Regions from separate parts of the Homo sapiens genome. Here region 2 is linked to region 1. The links are chromatin loops, found by intact Hi-C in ENCODE. Cell type or tissue: ascending aorta. All regions are shown on one strand. Links, peaks and the distances in the headings refer to the core of each region. The heading gives the core; the rest is flanking DNA.

Region 1 (8,334 bases), core at 308-8,307:
GGTAGGTATTCCTATCACAATGCAGGAATTATTATCACTTCCATTTTGTAGGAGAGGGGAAAGGAGGCCTAGAGAAATTAAGTTACTTACCCCAGGGCACACCTGAGGAAGTGGAGAAGACTGGGTATGGGCTCAGAACCTCCCACACAATACTGGGCTAACCCAGCTTCAGTTTAGGCTATTTCCAGGTGTCGCTAGGAATCTACTTTTAGGAGGCAGGTTAGGTTACTCCCAGAGTTGCTTCCATTGTGGCAGGGGCTGCCACTTTAATATCCTAAGCAATACTCTCCAATCCTGGGATGCAGCAGAATAACCCCAGGGAGCTTTAATAAGATCGAGATTTCCTGGCTCCACTCCAGACTGCTTGCAGCAGAATTTTCTAGGGTGGATCTTAGAATCTGTACTTGTAAACAGCTCCCCAGAAACCATTTTACACGGAAAATATAGAGGCTATAAAATGCAGGCATACAAGAAAATATAAACATTTTACAATTTAAATTTTACTGCAAGCACAGTCATTACACAAATGACAGTTGGCGGAAACAGTTGTAACACATATGGCAGGTGGTGGGTGTGTTAGTTAGATTGGCTCTGTTGTACATATAAACCCATTACACCCTATGGTTTAGCACAATAGAATTGAATTTCTCACTCATATCAAGTCCATGATGGGTGATCCTGTTTGGCAGGCAGCCCTCCTCCAGGCAGAGATTCAGGAACCTGGGCTCTTTCTATTGTGTGCACCGCCATCTTTAATATGTGGCTTCCAAGATCCTTGTGGAAGGGAAATTAGTAGGTAGGCTCACAAGTGGGTAGTTTTGTGGGCCAGGCCTGGAAGGGTAATACTCCACTTCCACCCATGCTTCACTGACTAGAACTGAGACTATGGATATGCACAAGCGCAAGAGAGGCTGGGACATGTGGTCTGGCTGCTCCTATGAGGACAAAGAAACAGTTTAGGTCAACCACTAGCCAGTCTCTACCCCTCAAAAGTTAACATCTTACAAACTGATAAGAAAAAGGCAAAAAAATTCAATTGAAAATGGGCAAAGGATAAGGGCAGGCCTCTCAACAGAAGCACAAATTCAAATGACGAATGAACATTAAAAGATGCTCAAGTTCATTGGTAGGGAAATGCAAGAAAAGTAACAATGGGCTATCAATTTCCACCTGTCAGGTTGACAGAAGTTAAAGGATGATAACACCTACTACTGGTGGGAGGCAGGAGAGAGTTTACTTATGCACTATTGGTAGAAATGGAGATTGCTACCACATTGTGGAAAGCCATCTGGCATTAGCAATTGAAATTAAAAATGCATGTTCTTTCAACCTGGCAATTCCATTCCAGGGAATCTCTCTGATGGAATAAAAGCAGTATGTATGGATAAATAGGTCCTCAGATAGTTATTGCAACATTATGCATAGTGACAAAAATAGAACCTAAAGTTCCCTTCAAAAGGGGAATAATGTAGTGAATTGTAATTATCACCATTATGGAATATTTTAGTTTTTAAAAAGGTGACTAAGAAGTATTCCCATGAGATATTATTAAATGAGGAAATCAGGAGCCAGAGAAATGTATATTATTCCTTTTTTGAAAATGATACATCAAGGGGTAATCTCTATTGTCTTTTTAAACTTTTGTCATCATCATCTTCATCATCATCATTCGTCTATATCTGTCTATATATCTATGTATGTTGATAAGCGTAGAGAAGGTTGTTAACACTGGTGACCTGGACCAAGTTGTGTGGATGAAAGGAAACAGAGGAGGAACAAGACAGTAACCAAGGTCGCCTTCCCACCAATACTGTTTTTAAAGAGGTAGCAATGAAAAAAACAGCTTGTGTGATAAGACATCATAAAAGCTATATATATATATATATATATATATACATATATATATATGTATATATATATATATATATACATATATATATATACCCATGTGACCTTGGACCCGTTACTTCACCTGGCTGGGCCTGTTGCAAGGAAGGGAGATGATTCCTGTGGATTATATATATATATATATAAAATACATACATATATAAATATATATTATATATGAATATATAAAATATATATTCATAATGAAATGCATGGATTTAGGTCATCAATGTATCAATAATGGTAATCTCAGGGTAGGATTTCAGGTGATTTTTTTCTTCCTTTTCTCTTTATATATTGTTTAAAATTTTAGAATAAATATAAACAGATGGAAAAACAGTGAGTTTTTCATGATATAAAAAAAATTAAAAGCTTCCTGAATGATTCTGATAGCAACCAGGCTTCATCACTGGGGTTTGACTTAGGAAGTTCAAAAAATGGAATTTCAAGCATTGGATAGCAGAGTGGTAGAAAACCATTTCTGAGTGAGGGTTCTTGCTGGGAGCCCAGAAGCCACTCTTCATGAATCACTTCCTGCAGGGGACTGGGAAACGTGAGGAATGATTCCTAAGAGGTATCAGTTAGTTTGGGCTTCAGGTGCCAACTCTTAGCATCTGAAAGTTCTAGGTTGGGGATGGCATCTGGTGGAGAAGTTGGTGGGAGGAAAGCAGTGATGCTTGAGGGGTGGGGCAGGAGTTGAATCTGGGCTCTGCCACTCACTACCCATGTGACCTTGGACCCGTTACTTCACCTGCCTGGGCCTGTTGCAAGGAAGGGAGATGATGCCTGTGGATGCTAGGGGTGGCCCGGTCAGCTTTGTGTGTTTATCAGCTTGTTGGAAATATCAGGGTCATAGTCCTGGTGAAAGCCGTTGCTCAGCTCAGTGGGCAATTGGAGGAGCAAGAAGCATCATCAAGGTGAGAAGTGGGGGCTGTCTCTTGAGGAGAGGGGCTGGGGCAAGCCTGGGCTTGAGAGGCCCTAGTCTCCCATCTCTCTTGACCTCTAGACCCAGCTTCTTGTCCTTTTCCTCCCCCATGCTTTTGGTAAATTCTTGTGAGTTGGCATTAGGTGAGTGTTATCAACTGAATGTTTATGTCTTCCTCAAATTCATATATTGAAGCCCTGGGTCACAGTGTAGTTGCATTTGGAGATGGAGTCTCTGAGGAGGTAATTAATGTTAAATGAGGTCATAAGGGTTGGACCCTGATCCAATAGGATTACTGTCCTTGTAAGAAGAGACAACAGAGAGCTCTCTCTCTCTGTGTGCACACACCAAGGAAAGGCCATGTGAAGATGTAGTGAGAAGGAAGCCCTCTGTAAACCAGGAAGAGAGCCCTCACCAGAAACTAAGCCCTGTTGGACCTTGATCTGGGACTTTCCAGCCTCCAGAACTGTGAGAAGTAAATTTCTGTTGTTTAAGCCATGCCATTTTTTTATGGCAGCCTGAGCAGACTAATACAGTGACGCGTTCATTGTAAATAGTAAAATTCCTTTATTTCATTGACTACCAACAATCTGCTGCTCAAGACAGGCATAGAACCCATGACCCTCAAAATGCTCTGCGTCCAGCAGGGAGACAGATGAGTAAACAGAAATGAATGCTCTGCCGGACAGAGGAAGTACAGGATGGTCCCGGAGAAAAGAGAATGGGTTAGACACCCAGTGCATGTGACTCAAGATTTGCTAACTAGGGCTCCTAAGTATGTTTTCTTTGGCCCCAACAGTGTTTAAATAATTGGGAAACAGAACATAAAAATCTAGGTTTCTATTTTTGCTTGAAAAATCAGTTTCTGGTTGCACTGGGCCTGCATTGCCACATGGAAGCCACTGGATGGCGCAAAGGAGCAGCTGCCACCTTCAGAGACACTGTGAGCTCTCAGTTCAGCAGTGTTCCCACTGCTCCCTAATGTTTCCTTGCTCAGCCTGATGCCCTCACTTATGCCACCTGCCATTTGAGATTCCTGATGTAAACTGTTGCTTTTTTTTTAAGAGCTCGCATATGTGCCCAATTAATTGTAGATTTCCTTCTCTATGTTAGTCAGTGAACCAGGTTAACTCAAAGTACGTCCAAAGCTATGATGCCGACACTATGAAGGTCATTTGGCACCATGTTGTACCAGAGACTCTGGAAATTTCAGAGCTGGGAGGGACTTTGGGAATCACACAGTCTAAGCATCTCATTTCCCAATGTGGAAACAGAAACCCAGAGAGGTGAATTCCCCCGCCCCAGGCCACACATCTGGATAGTGGGTAGCAGAGCCAGGAGAAGAACTCTAGTTCTCTGAACCTTGTCTGCTGCTTTCTGCTCTGAAAAATTGCTTTTTTCCTCCTATTATCTTTGTAGAAAAAGAAAAGTAGCAGTTTGCCACGTAGATTTGGGAAAATGTTGTCATGTGATATTTAATCCATGTTCAGGCACTTTTCTTCACACTGTCAGAGGAATTATCAAAAGAAAATTATTGGAAAGTATTAGTCGTGTATTATGGTTTCCAAGCTCGCAAGCACAGATGTCCACTGGCAAAATTGAAATGAAATTGGAATAAATTAAAACCCATTTTGTTTTCCAGCCCCTGGTAATAAAAAATTCTTGCTGCAGATGAGTGATCGAGCCCAGTCTCCTCCCCCTTATTATTAAACAAAAGCAGAACACAATAAAAATAGAAATGAATGCAGAAATCTGCTCCGGTTTCCTCTTTTGTGTACCAATGTTTTTGTTGGTCAAATCACATTATGAAGCGTCCATTACAATGGCTTATCTTTAGAGGCCCCAAAGTAACTAGTGAGGATGTGAAAGATGGTCTGTTGTAAAGCAGGATTATGATAGCCCCATCTCTTTGGGTCGCTTCATCCCCAAATTTGTGGTGGGAAGATTAATTAAGCATGAAATCCACTAAGGAATCAACAAGATGAGAAGCTGTGTCATGTGGTGGGTAAAACTATGGGTTTGACGCCAGACTTTCTGGGTTCAAATCCCAGCTCTGTTATTGGCTGGAAGTCTGACTTTGGGCAAGGTACTTAACTTGTTGGTTCCTCATTGGTGAGGTAAAGATGATGATCCTGGTCCTTGCCTTCCAGAGTATTTTGAGGACTCAGAACACCAAGTCCCAGTGTCTGGCTTCATAACTGTTATCTGGACCTTTGTGGCAAGTGACAAAAACTCTCCCTTTGACCAGACTTTAGTGAGGCTCCTATGAGCCTCTTCTCAACTGGGCCTTGACCTTGGACTTCTTTGTCTGTGTCTGTCCTTGCCCAGTCAAGTTTTAGTAAGAATCCTGCCAAGTCAGTTTAGGGAGAATCCCCCATGCTTGATATCTGATCACATTAGTTTGTGTTTAGCAAGAATCCTGTTAAGTTGATTTCACAAGAATCTCCTATCCTTGATGTCTTCTCTTAGCAACTTTCCATATCCACTAACCCTCTCACTCTGTTCTTGGCTGACAATCCCACTTGTCCTTGAATTTGAAGTTGAACCTGATCTCTCACACCTATTGCAATACTCCATTGCAATAGTCCTGAATAAAGTCTTCCTTATTGTTTTAGCAAGTGTTAGAATATGATTTTCTTTAACACAGAGAAGAGGGTCTTGTTGAGACTGAGGACCCAGGTGAGTTTGGGGGAGTTACTGAGGACCTGGTGGGAATTTTGTTTTTAGTATGATGAGAGTGAGCAGAAAACAGGTGTGAGCAATTGGGGCTGACTGCTGGCTGTCCCTCACAGGATATCTGCAACCTGATTGGGGTCACTGTGGGCCCAGAGTCTCACCCCATTTTCACACATTCAGAGGTTTGATTCATCAGAGTACTCAGGAGTCAAGGAGGTGTTAGAGTGCAGTGTATGAATCTCACAAAAATCCCTGTTTCACATACACTTGAATTCTGAGTATTCTTCTTAGTAGCTATGGGAGCTTGGCCAGTTCATTTAATTTCTAACTCTCAATTTTTCTATCTCTAAATTAGAAATAACAAAATCTTCCTTTCAGGCGTTCTGATGATTTACCACAACATGGGTTGAAAGCCTCAAATAGCTAAGCAGCTAATAAATAGTCATTATTCATTGGGCTCTGGATAACCTCATCTAATCATTAAACTCACAAGCTAAACTATGATGTGAATTAGTTAATTCACAGGAAGTGAAACACTGTCCAGGTACCAGAGACCTTGTGACTGCATTCCACCCAGGCTTTTGCTTTTCTCATCACATATCTTGGGATGCTGGATCACCAATCCAAGGCTGCACACTGAGCTGGGAGCACATGCAGCAAGGTGACCACAGTGTGGGCATCTTGCCCACACCCCACGCTCACTGTACATGCCTGAGGGCTGCCTACTGCAAATACCTGCGACTCTGCCCTGGAGCTTCTTTCTGGCCATGGGAACACCCTCTGCCCACACAAGGAACAATCTGGAAGCACCTTAGAGTTATTGCCCTTAGAGGCGGCCCCCAGCCAACTAACCAATTAACCCCCTAGGTTAGCATAACTCTGAGCTTCAGTTGTCCACTGTAACTTGCTTGATAACAAGCCCCTTATTGACTTCTTTCCCCTCCCTGTCCCTTTCTCCTCCCTATTTCCCCATGCCCCTATCTATGTTGTCTGAGGTCATCTCCCAAATAAAGTACTTGCACTTGAATCCTTGCCTCAAGGACTGCTTCAGTCTAACACAAAGGGTGATGATCCTATAGGTGTTCCAAGTCGTGGTGCAACGTCTGCGGTGGGCCTACACTTCCTTTGGTATGACATCATACCAGCTTCATGTAAGAGGGTAATGACGGTCTCCTTGAAGGAGACTCAGCAGATATCCATGTGCTGTCTCCAAGGCATGGGCTGTGCAGCCGTCAACGATGTGTTCCATCTTCTACCTGCTGCGTCAAGCTTGCCTGTCAGCACTTTCTCCCATTGTCCTGAGGTTCTGAGGTTCTCTTTCAAGGGGTTAATGGCTCTTGCATTAATGAGCACAGATTTCCTGAACTTGGAAGGGGCTAAGCTGGGGGATTTGGGACCTGAGGGTGTTTGAGTCAAGGAAAAGTTACTGAGGACTTTACTTGACTGGACACGCAAGGGAATCTTTGAGAATTGTGTTGAGGTAAGAAATCCAGCATGAGAGTGGAAAGGTGATCTTTGCTTCCTAAAAAGAGTGTTGAGCTGTGGAGAGCTGAGGCAAGAAAGGGAATTTATTTTGTTGAACCCAGGCAGTGTTCGGGTCTCCACCTTCACTTGCATTTAATTTTCACACAGAGCCTGTGGGCAGGCGTTAGTTCCCAATTTCACGAATGAAGGACTGGAGTCAGATGGTTAAATGACTGTCCATGGCCAACTGGCTCGTCTGTGCTGAAGCTGGGGTTGGGGCCTGGAGCCTGTTCCCTTCCCCTCTGAACTCCTGGATTCAAATGATCCTCCTGCCTCGGCCTCCCAAAGTGCTGGGATTACTGTCAGGAGCCCCTGTGCCCAGCCTGAGTGACCTCTCCTGCTTGTATTCTGTGATGTCTTGGGGCTTGCTCTCAGCTGGCTGCCAGCCAACTTACCCAGGCGGCGGGGCTGCATGTCAGCTTGGTGTGGTCAGAAGGGCAGCCTGGCTGCAGAGCTTAGGAGGTCAGCCTTACTCTCATCTGTGCAGGCCCCCTTCTCAGAGGTCAGAACACAGGTGCACTGAGGCTTAGAGGAGTAGGGGCTCAGGTGGAGAACCATGAAAGGGTGCTGCATGGGGTCGGTAGCCCGAGTGCCATCAGACGTTGAAGCTGCTTTAGGGAAGCCTGGGGCTCACCCAGCAGGCCCTCCAGAGGCTAGAAGTCCCTCCTGCTTATCCCAACCAGGCCACCTGGACTTGCCTGTACCCTCTTCTCACACTGTCCCTATAGCCATTCCTCTAAGGACCAGCCTTCTTCATTCTCCCACAGGACCCACATCTCCTGCTCACTTTGCCCATTTATGAAAATGAAAGTACAGTGTCACCTGAGAGTGACACGTGAGCCCTCTCCAGGTTTCAGCACAGCCCTAGGACCAGGGGGCTCTGTCACATGCCAATAACATGAGTGTGTGGGTAATAGTGTCTTTGCCTGTTGTTGCCAAATGCATATTCCTTCATACCCACATATCTGCTTTGATGAGGTCTCCAAAAATGTTTGCATCCTATATTTTAGGATGCAGGGAACCTGTGTGTGGGGGCAGTGTTGGGGGAAGGCCACTCCTTGGTTTTCCCTGTGGAGCTATAAGATGTGAGCCCCTCTAGACTCCAGGATTGGCCATAGCCCAGGCTCTAATTTCAAGAAGATACTGGGCTTCAGACCCATCTGTAGGATAGCCCCAGTGGATACCCCTGAAAACATGTTCCTTAACACCTTAAAGCTTATTTCTCTTAGCTTTGAATCCTTATGATCCCTCTTCGTAACCAGTGTCAAGCAGAGTATTTGGCATGTAGTAGGAGCTTAATAAGTGTATGTGGAACAAATGAG
Region 2 (8,334 bases), core at 122-8,121, 57 kb before region 1:
TGATTATTCTTGCCTTTATTCTTCCATAGGAATTTTAGGATAATATGATCAAATGCCATGAGCACTCTATGTTGATCTGAAGTAAACTGGGATCCTTTTTTTTTTTTTTTTTTTTTTTGAGACAGAGTTTTGCTCTTGTTGCCCAGGCTGGAGTGCAATGGTGCAATCTCGGCTCACTGCAACCTCCACCTCCCGGTTTCAAGCGATTCTTCTGCCTCAGCCTCCTGAGTAGCTGGGATTACAGGCATGCGCCACCATGCCTGGCTAATTTTGTATTTTTAGTAGAGATGGGGTTCCTCCATGTTGGTCAGGCTGGTCTCAAACTCCCGACCTCAGGTGATCTGCCTGCCTTGGCCTCCCAAAGTGCTGGGACTATAGGCGTGAGCCACCACGCCCAGCCTAAACTGGTATCTTTATGATACTGAATCTTCCTCTCCATTAACATGACATGTCTCTCCATTTAGTCATATCTTCTTCTGTGTCCTTCAATTATGTTTACAGTCATCTCCATAAATCTCTTGCATATCTTTCATTAGATTTACTTCTAGCTACCTTACAGTTTTGGTTGCTGCTGTTAATTTTTTTCTATTACAGTTTCTAAATGGTTATTAATGATGCATAGGAACCCAACTGATCCCTGTATACTTATCTCCAATTGAGACATTTTGCCGAGCTCTGTTATGAGTTCTAATTTATATAGCATCTCTTGGACTTTTTAATGTAGACAACATTGCCTACACAAAATGATTGTTTTCTTTGACCCCCTATTTCTTTTTCCTGCTTTATAACACCGGTAGAAAACATCCAGCACAGTGTTGAATAGCATTACATGGCATCCTGGTCTTGTTCCTAACTTTAACAGGATTGTCTCTAAAATTTCCCTGAGTATGCAATGTTTGCTGTGGGTTTTGATGGATACCCCTTATCAAGTTATCTTCCTTTTATTCCTATTTTGCTAAGGCATTGTTTGCTTTTAAGTAGAAATGTATCCAATTTTAGCAAACAATTTCTTTGTATCCACTGAGATGATCATATAATTTATCTTATAATATGTAAATTTAACCAATTATTCAAAGACTTTTTGATTTAAATCATCATTATATTCCCAGGATAAGCCCTACTTGGTCAATGATGCATATGTATTTACTATACTGGTGAATTCTACTAGTAAATATTGCATTTTGCAACTATACTCAAAAGTGAGATTGGTCTATAACTTTTTCATAGTACTATCTTTGTCAAATTTTGATGTCAGAGAAGACTAGTCCCATAAAACGGATTGAGTAGCTTTCCTTCTTTTTCTGTGTCTGAGAGTGTTTATGTAAGGTGGGGATTAACTGTTTTTTGACAGTTTTAGTAAAACTAGCCTGCATTTCACTCGACATTCTGAGGATATCTTTCCATGACAACAAATGTACTACATCATTGTTTTTTGACAATAGCACATGCCACCATTTTCTCTACTGGTCCCCTCTTGGTAGGTTTCAAACTGTTTCCAGTTTTTGCTATGAAGTATCTGCAGAAAGTAACAACCTAGCAGCAGGCTGCCTGTTGGGGAAAAGGGTGCCTTTTGGCACATGGTAGGATTCCCTTCTAATGCTCCTTCCTAAGTAACAAAGTAACAGGAGATACTGAAGAGGAGCTCCATGAACAGACCTCTGGCTCTGCCCACCGGATCCCATCCCTCCTACCAGAGGCCTGCTTGCCCAATTCAAAGCCAAAAGGAGGCTCAACTCTTCACAAAAATGGTTTTGCCCTAACCCAACTGGCTGAAATAGTCGGGATGACAGCCAAACAGTACCAGAAGTCAAGCCAGCTCTCCCTAAGGGTGCTGCCCTGGCTGCCAGCCATGCCCTGACTCTCGTGCCATAGCTGAATCCAGTGGACCCTCGCCCAGGTGGAAGAGGCACAGCTGACAGGTTGTTTGTTGCCGCTGAAGGTCCCCTCCCACCATGAGCCCCTGGCCAACCCTTATATCCCTCTTGTCAGGGAGGCTGGCCCTCACACCTAGCTCAGTGGTAGCCCTGTTCCTGTGCTGCACTGCGACTGGCCATCTACTTTCCGCATCCGGTGCTGAGTTCTTAGGGATTGATGCTCAGAAGACCTGTGAATCCCCATAAGCAGAACTGCCTACTATGCAGAAGTTACTCAGTATATGTCTTGTATATATGTCTCAGTAAATGAATGACTGATGAATGATTTTAGCGTGTTTGTTCTTGTTCTTTGAGGCTCAGATTCCATCAGTTCAGGACCCACACCTGGAAGGAGGTGCATATTCACAATGTGCAGGTGGAACTGAATGTACTCAAATGCCTTCTGAACTAAGCACAAGGTCCACCCTTTGCCTTTCATACGGAGCTATCTGCTTGGCCCACTTGGGTTCTGCCTGTCTTTGACCCAACAACAGCAGCATCACCTGGGGGCCAGAGGGATTGCCCACCATGCTCTCAGTGTTCAGTTCCAGCAGTAAACCCTTTCTCCATGGCAGAAGCACCCCTCCTTCCTGCCACCCCTGGAGCCTCCCCATTTACGCCCCTTCACACTCATGAGCTATTTTAATATACTCAGGAGCTGTCGGGCTTGGAATAGCACAGTCCACGTTCTGTCTCTCTGGGCAATCCTCTCTCTCTCTGCTGGCAGCTCCCAAACTTTCTCTACCACGGCAGGCACCCAAGAACTCAGGCTCAGAACACCAGACTGCTAACAAGGACACCAGTAGGATGCCACATTCAGAGCCATGGGAGCATGCCAACACCGTAATATGTGAAATTAGTAAACAGTCTAATGCAATAAAAATGTCAGTCTTTGGAATGCTGTAATTTTTGGAGGATGGATGCAGAACCTAAAATGTGCAAAACAATAAAATGGAACAAACTCGTCTATCTTGGAAAAAAGAAACAAAACATGGCCTGTGACAGTGGACTGAGGCTACTGGAAGGTGCTCTAATTAATTAATGTAGTAACATGTAAACCCTCAGCTTAGTGAGCTTAACAACAACTAGACAAACTGTTAGCTGTACTTGAGAGGTCAGAACACACGAGGGAGAAGAAACCAGAAGGTACTTCTGTATGGGAGATGATTTGGCAGACAGCATTATGGCTTCCTCAGTGTTCTACTTGATTTTTTTTTTAGTGAAATATGAATCCTGAACAATGACATTTTTGGATTTCAGTCAATCTGAATGCGGAACAGCAGGAAAGGGACATGTAATATATTGCTTATAATCTCCCTTACATATACTCTGTAGTAAAACTGGTTTTGTTTACGGATTTAAGACAAGTCAAGCCACATTTTTAATATCTGCTGGTGTCATGGTCAATATCTGGCCTGTGGAATGACAGTGTTGAGGGATGTTGTTAGCAGATGGGAGGTGGGATGACACCCGCAAGATCTCCTGAGGTTGGGCTCCTAAGCTCTGCTGGGACCGCTACTGTGATGGAACCACTCTGAGTCCAGGGGGAATCCCATTCACATCACGTAATGGGAGGGGCCAACTAGCTGTGGAGGCTTAACTTCCTGGAAGTTTCTCAGAAATGTGACTTTCTCTCAGGCTTCCTTTCTAAATTAAACTCTAAGGCCACAAATGGCTAAGAATAGAATTTTTTATACTTCATGGTAACGTAAAGAAGTACCACCAAAAGGTTTCACTGTTTTCCAACCAAATCACCAGGTGTGGTCACTCAAAGATGCTGAGAATGGCTGTCCTGCACAATCAAGATGCCAGGGTGTATCCATGGAGTAGCTAGCTCCTCGGATACAGGGAAAACGAGAGAGCCCAGTCCTGGTCCTGACTTTTGCCACTGAGCCAGCAGCAGGAAGTGGAAGACAGAGCCCGGCCTCCAGCCCTGCCCTGCCCCTGCCACCCCCAGCGCACTCACTGTGTGCCATGGGCCCATCTCTTTACCTGCTGGTTTCTGGGTCTGTTAAATGAGAAAGCAGACTAGAAGATTCTGCTAATTTGCTTTCTCAATTTAATAGTAACCCCTTAAGTATGATAAATTGAATTTTTGTCATCATCTGGGCACGCATCAGATGTGCGCTGATGCCTGTGGAGAGGTCCTCCGCGTTCCTCCTCTCCCGTGCTGGATTCCTGCCGCCCCCCATTCTACTCCCGCCATTCTTCGTAAATGGAATCCTCCTGCTTCTTTCTCACTGTGTAACACCTGGGGCATCGACCTTGGAGCCTCCAGCTTTCCTTATCTGTGACTTCCCTCCAAAATGCTGCTCCCTCCCCTGTTTCCCTGGGGCCCTTGACTCCTCCATTAGACCTCAGCCTCCTCTGTCAGTCCTTGGCCTGTGCTCGCCACAGAGCGTGCGGTCAGCAGGCGTCATGCTGGCTCTCCCCAAGGCCTCTTCCTGTGTTGGCCTCAGTGCCCACAGACCAAACCACAGACTGCCAGGCCCCCAGGCCCCGGCAGGCCGCCCTGTGCTGACGTAGCTGTGGGTGGGACTCGTGTCCGAAACCTCAAGGCCAGCCCTTCCCGCTGGTCCCATATCCCAGCTGCCCCGCCTGTCTCCCCAGCCTCTCATCCCGCTTTGCTCAGCGCAGCTCCTCCCTAAGCCAAGCACGCCCTGCTGCCCACCCCGCTCCCATCTTATGCAAGGGGGCCTAGTCAAGGAACCCCCACCTGGCTTCAATTGTTTGTACCCTGGCAGTTCCGAGAGGGGAGACCTTTGATAGAGACAGGAGACAGCCAAGGGGTCCCTTGCAAAACACCCCATTCAAGCCTAAAACAGTCTGAAAGCTGAAAGACCCGACTGCCGGTCCCGTAAGAAACCCGCAACCCAGAGGGAGAACACCCTTGTCTGCCCTCCCTTCCCCGACAGCTTCTCGCTTAATAATATGCACATGCGCACTGGGGGAACAGGGGGCGGAGCCTCAGGATTTCGCGCCTTGGGCAGGGGGAGGAGCCTGGACTCCAGCTCGAGTGTGCTGGCCTGGAATTCAGTCTGTGAGGTGGAAGCCTGTTAGCAGGACCACTTATTTTTTTCTCCGAGAGCTTTCTTTTAATAAATTCTGCTCCCCTCACCTTTCAATGTGTCTGCGGACCTCATCTTTCCTGGTCATGTGACAAGAACCCCGTTTTAGCTGAACTAAGGGGCAAAAACTTCTGCATCACCTTAACTGTCGTGTTCACCGTGGCGTCCCTGACATGTGCTAGGAACTCAATAATATACATTTAAACCTCAAAAAATAAATAGTGATTGGGCAGCCCCGGAAGAGGCCTGAGGAGGGAATGGCCACGGCAGGACAGAGGAGCTGTGGTTTTATTCTTCCCTGGCTTTCACCACAGACTCCTTGGTAACCGCTCTCACCAAGGTCACCAAATAATCTTGTAATTGGCCCTGAGGAGTGTTTGGAAACATGGGAGGGCATTTTCGGTTGTCACAAATATAAGCGGGGGCGGGGGGTTCTAAAGGCTGTTTCCGGGGGGCAGATATGCTAACTACTTGTAATCCTGGAACGCTGAGGGCACCCCGATACACACGGCTTACCTGGTCACCAGCAGCAGGGGACCCTCTGTTGGTCTTGCTTTCCTAACCCCACCTCTTCTGGCCCTCCTTAGCCTCCTCCAGGCCTCCTCCTCCTCTGTCTATGCTTCATGTCTGGGTGTCCTCCTGAGCTCACTCAGGGTCCTCTTCTCTCGCTAGACACTTCCCAAGTGTGAGATGCCACCCCTGTCCCATGGACTGACCCCTGCCCCGCATGTTCCCCAGTCCAGGGGACTCTCCCATCCATAACTGCTTGCCTGATCCCTCCCCCTCCACATTCAACATTTCTCTCAGCTCCTTTCTCCAACCCTCCTGAAGTCCTCTCCTTGTATGATACGTGACTCTGCCACCGGCCTGTGTCCAGACAAGAACCTGGGGACCATCCTTGCCTTATTTCTCTCCCTCACCTCCCATATCTAACGAGGCCTCCGACTGTCTATTCAGCTTCTGTAACATCTTTAAATGCACCTGCCTTCCTCTGCCTCTCTTTCGCTACCTCAGTACAGACCCTCATGGTTTCTTCCCCGAATGCTTGTCTGTCTCCTTGCTCATCTCTCTACCCCAGCTACTGTTCTATTTTCCACACCAGGCTGACAGCAGGCTTCGATGATGCTGCTCCTCTAGAAAAGGCCTTGAGGGGATTCCCATAACCTTCAAGACAGCCCAGACAACTCTTTAGCATGGCACACCAGGCCACTGAACTGACATCTGTCTTCTCTTCACCCTCTACAAACCCTAAGCTCCCAGCTCCAGGCCACAGGCAGGTCTCACCTGCACCAGGCCTGGGTCCCCTTGCACTTTTGCATTTTCTGTCCCTGTGCTGGGACACTGACCTCTTACTCTCTTCCCAGCCCAATTCCTGCTTAGCTTCCAGGGCTCCATTTGAATGACTTCTGACTTCTAGGCAATTTCTTTTTGCAATCACCTGCCCTGTCACTTATCACCTTGTGGAGCAATCAGTCATCCACTAGCTGGATGAGGAATTTTATCACCCACTGGTCTGTGAACTCCTTGAGGGCAGGGACCAAGGCTTATTTATCTGGGCAACTGTAGCTAGGGACTGAAACAGAGAATGTTCATTGCTTGAATGCATGGCTCTCACTCATGACATTTTATTGAAATGCATTCACACTCATGTCAGGAACAATAATGATAATGAGAGCTGGCATGTCCTCCAACCAGGGGCCTGAGACACTCTCACCTGGGAATGGTTGCCACATCACTCACCAGGTTGCTCTGTCACTTCTTTTCTTTTTATTAAGAAAATTATTTTCAAAGTAATACAGGGTACAATTATTTAAAAAGTCAAATCAGACTGAGCATGGTGGCTCATGCCTGTAATCTCAGCACTTTGGAGGCCAATGTGGGAGGTTCACTTGAGGCTAGGAGTTCGAGGCTGCAGTGAGCTATGATCATGCCACTGCACTCTGCACTCCAGCCTGGGTGACAGAGCAAGACTTTGTCTCAAAAAAAAAAAAAAAAAAAAAAAAGAAAGAAAGAAAAAAAAGAAAAGTCATTCCACAAGGGAGGCTTATAACATGATGTAGCATCCCCAGCACACCTCTGATGCTAGCTACTTACAGACAAAATAGTTTAAACTATTTTAGCTGTTTCAATGAATAATTACCTCTCTATATTTAAATTACATGCTTACACTGTTAATTCTTGATTTTATTTGCTTTTAACTGTCTACTACAGAAGGTGAAAACTTAGCTTTCTTTCCCATTCATTTCTCCTTCCACCTTCCAATTTGCTTCTCTTTCAACATTTGGTTAAATCAAACTTCAGCGATGACATTACTATGATTTAGCTATCATTCATAGCCAAGTCATGTAGTGTCCTATAACTTCCATGCCTGCATTTCCTTTCTTATTCATCTTGTTTTCCCAGGAGTTAAACACTATTTTTTAATCTCCTGGTTAGTTTTTTATCTGTCTAGTGCAAATTCATTCCTAAAGTTCGTAGCAGAATAGAAAGTTCTTCTCAATAGGTTCAAACACATCAACTAATCAACTGCTTCCACTTTTTTTTTTTCTTGGAGATATCTCTGGCAGCCCTCTGTCCCCCAACTCAAGTCTGGGCATGTTTCTCTTGATGCCTGACACACGTAGTCATCCTGGGTCCTCCCTTCACTCTTTACCCCTTCTCTCCTGTGTCCATCTCCTGTTTCTTGGATCTCACAACTCCTTTTTCTTAATTTGGTCCTCGGTTCAGTGGAGCACTTGGTCTAGCACAGACTTCGGCAAACCGCCTTAAAGAGCCACAGAGTAAAGGAGAAAAAGGCAAAATAGAGGATATTGTATAGGTACTTAAATAACCATGTAAAGTGTAAATAACCATGTAAGGTGTACTTAAAAATGGAAACACAAAAACAGGTGGCAGGCCAGATTTGGCCTGGGGGCCTCAGTTGGCTGCCGCCTGAGTAAGCAGCTATCTCAGGAAGAGGACATGATAAAGTCATTTTTTGGTATCTAACATATCATACAATGACTTTATTCCAACCACACCCTTGATGGATGGTTTGCCTTGGTCTAGAGCTCTATGTTGGAAATCATTTGCCTTGAGAATTCAAAGGCAGGGCATCATTGTTGTCTAAAGTTCAGTGTTGCTATTTAGAAAACTAGTATACATTGGTAAGGGCCTGTTTTTTTTCTCTCTGGAAGCTTTTAAGATTTTTGCTTCGTGACTTAACTCCAGGAATGGCCACAAGACTTGGCTTTTTCACTGCCTTAGTCCCTCTAACACTCAGGAGGGCTTGTGGGGGTGGGTGGGGGCCCAAGGCAGTGGAAACGGAGAGCAGCATCTGGGCCTGAGATGGGCTAGGGAAGGGAAGACATCTC

The links. A loop is a pair of places that touch in the nucleus more often than their neighbours do. Peaks named below come from ENCODE experiments on the same cell type or tissue, not always from the same donor. Only the 100,000 strongest peaks of a DNase experiment are listed, where the experiment ranks them.
Region 2: a loop joins it to region 1, with 2.1 times the contacts of the local background. A loop is called at or near these places in 5 of 110 quality-filtered maps.

Annotation. Positions count from the first base shown.
Region 1 is chr15:51,129,363-51,137,696 of GRCh38, forward strand. All of the region lies in intron 1 of MIR4713HG (MIR4713 host gene), which reads left to right. Among named protein-coding and RNA genes, the nearest start is that of TNFAIP8L3, 39 kb to the left of the region's middle. In ascending aorta, for the core only: a CTCF peak has its summit at 3,710 (motif pointing right); DNase peaks (open chromatin) are centred at 3,539 and 3,719; H3K27ac peaks cover 1,901 bases.
Region 2 is chr15:51,072,896-51,081,229 of GRCh38, forward strand. All of the region lies in intron 1 of TNFAIP8L3 (TNF alpha induced protein 8 like 3), which reads right to left. All of the region lies in intron 1 of MIR4713HG (MIR4713 host gene), which reads left to right. Among named protein-coding and RNA genes, the nearest start is that of TNFAIP8L3, 18 kb to the right of the region's middle. RefSeq lists enhancers at 3,876-4,432, 4,697-4,991, 6,038-6,197. In ascending aorta, for the core only: no CTCF peak of the experiment used is centred there; DNase peaks (open chromatin) are centred at 2,453, 2,696, 4,386 and 4,866; H3K4me3 peaks cover 1,876 bases; H3K27ac peaks cover 4,320 bases.